Regions from separate parts of the Mus musculus genome. Here region 1 is linked to region 2. A link is a contact called in ENCODE Hi-C or POLR2A ChIA-PET data. All regions are on one chromosome and are shown on one strand. Each heading gives the region's core, a stretch centred on a gene start or an enhancer-like site at or near the end of the contact. The rest is flanking DNA. Distances are from core to core; before and after follow the strand shown. Region 1 overlaps Gm31615 (a long non-coding RNA gene). Region 2 holds the start of Fbxo11 (F-box protein 11).

The links. A loop is a pair of places that touch in the nucleus more often than their neighbours do. ChIA-PET counts read pairs that join two places held with the same protein, here RNA polymerase II (POLR2A).
Region 1: a map of gastrocnemius shows a loop between it and region 2 (9-fold over the local background). The contact joins the enhancer-like site here to the promoter of Fbxo11 in region 2. A Hi-C loop is called at or near these places in 16 of 37 maps with a recorded cell type or tissue (Patski, adrenal gland, gastrocnemius and 3 more). POLR2A ChIA-PET finds 5 or more read pairs at or near these places in 3 of 5 experiments (Patski and embryonic stem cell).

The regions. Positions count from the first base shown.
Region 1 is chr17:88,250,835-88,253,741 of GRCm38, reverse strand. It overlaps Gm31615 (a long non-coding RNA gene), which reads left to right. Exons shown (of 7, transcript XR_877113.1): 4 at 1-44. Among named protein-coding and RNA genes, the nearest start is that of 1700116H05Rik, 55 kb to the left of the region's middle. Within about 2 kb of position 1,620, at least 1 of the 3 ENCODE cell types and tissues checked has a DNase peak (open chromatin) inside an H3K27ac peak, as active enhancers do; it is gastrocnemius, where a contact is called at or near this core.
Region 2 is chr17:88,064,592-88,067,753 of GRCm38, reverse strand. Fbxo11 (F-box protein 11) reads left to right here and starts at 1,709. Exons shown (of 23, transcript NM_001081034.3): 1 at 1,709-2,745. The coding sequence starts at 2,502. Gm45950 (a long non-coding RNA gene) reads right to left here and starts at 1,629. Exons shown (of 2, transcript XR_385899.1): 1 at 1,187-1,629.

The sequences.
Region 1 (2,907 bases), core at 371-2,870, 190 kb before region 2:
TTCCTGCACCTGTCACATGGAAGCATGATGAGAGGATGAAGCGGGTAAATATGAGCAGATTACTAAATTAATTTATTTATTTATTTATTTATTTATTTATTTATTTGGTTTTTCGAGACAGGGTTTCTCTGTATAGCCCTGGCTGTCCTGGAGCTCACTCTGTAGACCAGGCTGGCCTCGAACTCAGAAATCCACCTGCCTCTGCCTCCCGAGTGCTGGGATTAAAGGCATGTGCCACCATGCCCGGTGCTAAATTTATTCTTAAATAAAGCATTGTATAGATATTATTTACATTGATAGAAATCTCTATAACTGATACAAAATTGAAGTTATAATTTCTTACATTGGTACAGAATTTGTATATTGATACAGGTTTAAGGTTTTCATTGGTATAAATCTTTGTATATTGATACAAGAATTGAAATTAATATTGTTACTCTTAGATAGGCATTGTGCCTATGCAACTCATTTAAGAATTTGACCCCCAGTCCTATAGCTGCTGTTACAAACAGTTTAGGATGATTAAGTAACAGAAGTTAAGGGCCAGAGAGCAAACTAATGGTTGTATTAGATTCTGATTTAATTATAATAAAGTGTTTTCAATATTATTCAAATAGAAATAGCTAAAAGTAGTCCAGGTTTAACAGTTCATATATATATTCTTCAAAAACATCAGAAGTCCACAGAATATGCCATTTGTAATAATTTCATTGTTATTAGAATTTTGACTAAGAGACATACCAGCACCTGACAGTATCCTCTTCGTGGTTCAAAGAAGATACCGAGCATCGTAACTTCCACATGGAGTTGCTCCAGTTGTGCCAAGGTCGCCACGGGCAAGATTTGCCCTAATGCATCTACAGACAAAAAGTACTGTCCAGGAAAGGACACACAATGCTGAGTCAGAGTCGGCATTTCAGCCAGATTCCCTAGAGATTTGGGGGCAGGTCCAAGTCTGAGAAACACTGAAGCAGAGGGTCCTCACACCTGCTCAGTGATTAAGCTAATCTGATTCTGGGAGGGACCCTTTTGTCTTTCCTGAGTCTATGCTACCTGCTTTGTAAGAGGAAAAGATGGTGGTACCCGTAGGGAGAGTGTTGCTGGAATGGTCAGAAATCCTGACAGGTGTAAAAGTGGGTGATGGCCCAGATCACTACGAGAAATGCACTTATGTGGCAAGGAAGCTATCATCCATGCAGCATCCGTGGAGGACCTGCCGTGTATCAGACCCCCCTCTGTATGAAATACATAGAAACGGCTGGAATGTTCAGGAGATCTGGGCTCTGATCCAAATCTCACTTTTAGCGGCTGAGCCGTTCCCTTGGCCCTTGGCGTCTGTTTCCCCATCTGAAAAAGAAGCGGGGCAGATTGAAGGCCCACTTGGAAACCTTGGCCTTCTTGGGTAAAGTGGTTTTAAGTGATTGCACATGGAACTGAGCGCACTCCAGGACAGGGTGTGATTAAAGGCTGAGTTGAGTGGATTTGGCAGCATCCGGGACATGGACTCTGCAAGCTGGGTACAAGGAACCTGAAGTTGGAAGAAAAGAAAATGCCTCCTCGGGGTACTCCCTAAGCCCCCTGTTGAGAGGGGCGCAGGCTGGAGTTTCTCTCTTGGCCATTAGGTGTCGCATCGCTGCCGTGATGTGTAATGTAGAGTTGATAGGGACGCTTCCGGAGAAAACCTTGAGAATCCCAAGGGTACACGGTCGTCGCTGCTGAGAGCCTTCTAAGTGTAGGAGAGCTCAGAAAGGGTTGCCTTGGATCTAAGCAGGAACCAGTACAAACACTCTTACAGCTCAGGCCGACTAAGATGACATAAAGGGCCAACAAGAATGCAAGCTGGGAGCACAGAACACGCACGTCCGCACACAATATTAGGACATTGGCTGCTGGGAACTTTCCTTCACACAATCGGTCTCTAGCCCACTTTTATCTCTACTTCGGCTCCTCACTCGTTCAAAGAATGAACAGCAAGGAATTCAGACCCAAACCAGAAGTCTAACTTTCATGTCTCTAATCCTACCCTCATAGGCTTTCCTCCAGTGGTGGGAGACAAACGCCGTGGCTGTCACCTGGTCACCCTGTCTAAGGATAGGCAGTGCAGCAGACCCACAAGTGCCCTAAACATTTCCGCCCATGCCATTTCCCTGTAAAAGAGGGAAGGAACATCATTAAGACTCTGTCACGTGTCCAGTCCTGGACCATTCAGACCAGGCACCATTATTCAGTGCCCATTGCTCCTGCAATAATCCTCAACCTGTGGGTCGCGACCCCCTGTGGGGTTAAACAACTCTTTTACAGGAGTTGGATATCACATGGCCTACATAGCAGATATTTATGTTACATTCATAACTAGCAAAATTACAATTATGAAGTACCACAAAATATTTTTACGGCTGACAATCACCACATAAAGAACTATATTAAAGGGTCCCAACATTAGGAAGGTTGAGAACCACTGCTCTTGAGCTACACACAGAGGAACCAAAAGTTTTGTGAATCTGCCTAGCAAAACAGACCATGACTAGCAAGAGATTTGAAGGTTGCACACCTTGAATGATCTCAGTTCGGTTTCCTGACAACCATGAGACGCTGTGTTGTTTAATTTTTCTGGGATCTCCATTTCCATATCTGTAGATCTGAAAGATTAAGTTTATATTTACAAGGTCACTTGAGCAAGCGCTGTTACATACAGATGGCTAGACAAGAACAAGCTAACGTATAAATTAGATCTCATCTGTAAGTCTCTCATAGGTTTTTTTAAAAAAGATTTATTTATTTATTTAATGTATATGAGTACACTATAGCTGTACAGATGGTTGTGAGCCATCATGTGGTTGCTGGGAATTGAACCCAGGACCTCTGCTCGTTCTGGCCCCGCACGCTCCAACTCTGCTCACAACAGCC
Region 2 (3,162 bases), core at 460-2,959:
CCAAGTGCATGCCTGGTGCTTGCAGAGGCCAGAAGAGGGGGACAGATGCCCTAGAATTGGAGTTACAGATAGTTGGAGCTACCATGTGGTTGCTGGGACTGAAGTGAGACCTCTGGAAGGACAGCCAGTGCTCTTAAGGGATGAGCCATCTTTCTAGCCCCTCAAGATATTTTTCAAATAGCTGTCTTCACATACAGGTTTTGAAAAGATTGTGAGTCTTTGAAAATCACATGACCAAAAAAGAAAAAAAAAAACCCAGCAATTGTACATCATATGATAGGTTATTATTTAAATGGCAGGAGATGTCTGACATCTAGAAGGGTGATTTGCCAACAGTGGTGGCGAATGCCTTTAATCCCAGCACGTGGGAGGCAGAGGCAGGCGGATTTCTGAGTTAGAGGCCAGCCTGATCTACAGAATGAGTTCCAGGACAGCCAGGACTACACAGAGAAATTCTGTCTCAAAAAACCAAGAAAGAAAAAAGAAAAAAAAAAAGAAAAAGAAAAAAAGAAAAAAAGAAAAAAATCTGTAATTTACACATAGCACAATACCGTAGACTTACCTCTCCTGTGCGTCCCTTAGAATTCACTTTTCTCCCTCCCTTTCTGAAGCTTTGTAATGTTTTATCTATCTTAAGCCTAGAAAGCAATCAATGAAATTCAAGTAGAAAATCACTGACAGCTCCGAAATGAGGGAATCCAGAGATAAACCACTAGCTATGCAATAAGGAATAGTGAGCGGAGTACATTTTCAGTCTTCATAACGGCGGCCAGGGAATAGAAACACATTTTCCTTGGGGAGAGATTGTGCTAAGGGGACCAGACACAGATACAAAAGATTATTCCTCTCGGGGGTTTATCTTTCTTGACTTCGTGGGACCTAAAACAAAACCAATATAATCCATCACAACCTCCACCCGTTTTATTTTACTTCTTCCGGAACACCATGTAGACCACTTGCCCCCCCCCCCCCCCCAAAAAAAAAGCCTAAAGCAAACTAACTTGGTTAAAGATCTAAAACATTCTGAAAGTTTGGGCGACAAAAGCTGGAACCGACTCCAGACTCTCTCTTAAGTTCTCAGCAGAGCCGAAACAAGATTTCTTAAGGTTTGCAAATAAATCCCTTCAGCTGGACTAAAAACGCACAGAGCCTGGAGCGCTCCCTACAGCTGAGAGCTTGAACCTACCGAGCCCAGAAATCCGGAGTTACCCAAGACGGAGTCCCTCACTCCTTGTGGCGTTTAAGAGAACCAGGTGAAGGTTGGGGTGGAGGGAGGCTGAACCGGCAAAAGGCAGGATTAATCACTTCTCCCAATTGCATCAGCAGCCCCCGCCCTTCCTTCAGAGCACCTCCTATCCTAGAACCTTCGCTACGTACTGCCGCTCCTTCGCCCACCCCCGGCTCCATTATATGCCCTGATACCTCCCCATTATCACCCGCCCTGCCACACTCCCCCCTTTCCTCTTTCCTCCTCCTCCTCCTCCGTCGGGGAAGGAGGAAACCCGAGAGAGGAAACAGGGTGTTGGAGGAAGGGGGCTCCGCGATAAGAGAGGAGGCTCCATTGGCTCCGACACCGTACGGGCGCTTCCCATTGGTCAGGCCCCGCCGGAATCCACGCCCCCTCTGTCCCCGCCCCCGCCCCTCCCCCGCCGGCTCGCGGCCCTCCCCCCGCGCCCCCCGGCCAGCCCCGCGGCGGGGAGGGACCGACAGGGCTTGAGCGGAGAGGCTCCGGCGGTGTCAATGGCTCCTCCTGCCACGGAGCAGCAGCAGCAGCAGCAGCGGCAGCAGCAGCAGCGGCAGCGGCGGCGGCGGCGCTGGGGCTGAGGAGGGAAGGTTCCTTTAAGGAGGAGGAACGACGACGCCTCTTTTGCCCCTATCTCCTCCCTTTTACACTCATTTCCCCTTCGCCGAGGGTGGGGGTGGGGGGGGCGGAGGAGAGAGAAGAGGCCGAAGAAAGAGAAAATTCCTCGCAGGGCGCTCTTTCAGGGGGTGTGGGGGGAGGACGAGGAACGGAGGAGCCGGGCGCCCCCCGCGCGCTCCCGCCCCGCTCGGCTCGCCCTCTCCGAGATCGCCCGTCCGCCCACTCCCCCCGCCGCCGCCGCTGCCGGAGACGCCGCTCGGGAGTCGGCGGGCCCGGCTCGTCTGCTCGGCCGCCGCCGCGCTTCGCCTCGGGCTCCCCAGGCGGACGGACGCCCTTTCTTTCTTTCTCTTGCCCGGCCCGTCTCTCTGTCTGCGTCCCTCGCGGCCGCCCCGCCCGGCGGCCTCGGCCTTGCCCGTGCGCCAGGCCCGGCCGGCGGGCCTCGCTCAAGCTCCGGTGGTGCCCCCAGCCTCCCCGCGGAGCCGGGGGAAGCTCACGCCCGGTGGCCCCCCGGTCCCCGCGTCCCCGGCCGCCCCGCTCCTTCCCGCTCCCCACCCCCTTCCTCCCCGGCCCCGGAGCTCGCGGTGCGTGTGCGCGTGAGTGTGTGTGTCCCTCCGCCAACGCCGCCACCTCAGCCCGGCAAATGAACTCCGTCCGAGCCGCCAACCGGAGACCCAGGCGAGTGTCGCGGCCGCGCCCGGTGCAACAGCAGCAGCAGCAGCCCCCGCAGCAGCCGCCGCCGCAGCCGCCTCAGCAACAGCCGCCGCCGCAGCCGCCCCAGCAGCCGCCGCAGCAGCAGCCCCCGCCGCCGCCGCAGCAGCAGCCCCCGCCGCCGCCCCCGCCGCCTCCGCCGCCGCCTCAGGATCGGAACAACGCCGGCGAGAGGGGTAAGGCCGCGCTCGGGGCCTGGCTGGGCGGGCGGGAGGCCGGGCGGGGGCGGCGGCGGCGGCGGCGGCGCGCCCGGGGTGGGAGACGGAGGCCGAGCGGAGGCGGGTCCCACCGTGCCGCAGTGTTCGCCTGGGCCCGGCCCGGCCGGGCCTGGCCGGCAGGAAAAGCCGCGGCTGCGCGATCCGCCCGGGCTGCGGCTCAGGCCGCGCTTTGTTTGGTTTCGGGGCTGGCACCCTCCGTCCCCACCCCTCCTTGGGGCTTCCCGGCTGGCTCGCCCACCCCACGGGAGTCTGTTCGCGGCCGGGGGCGGGCAGGAGGGTGGGATTTCCCCCCTTTCTGCGCCTGGCTCGATCTGGGCTCCCCCTTTCTCGTGGTAGGTGGGGGGACGGCTGGCTGCGTGGGGCGGTGAGGCTGGC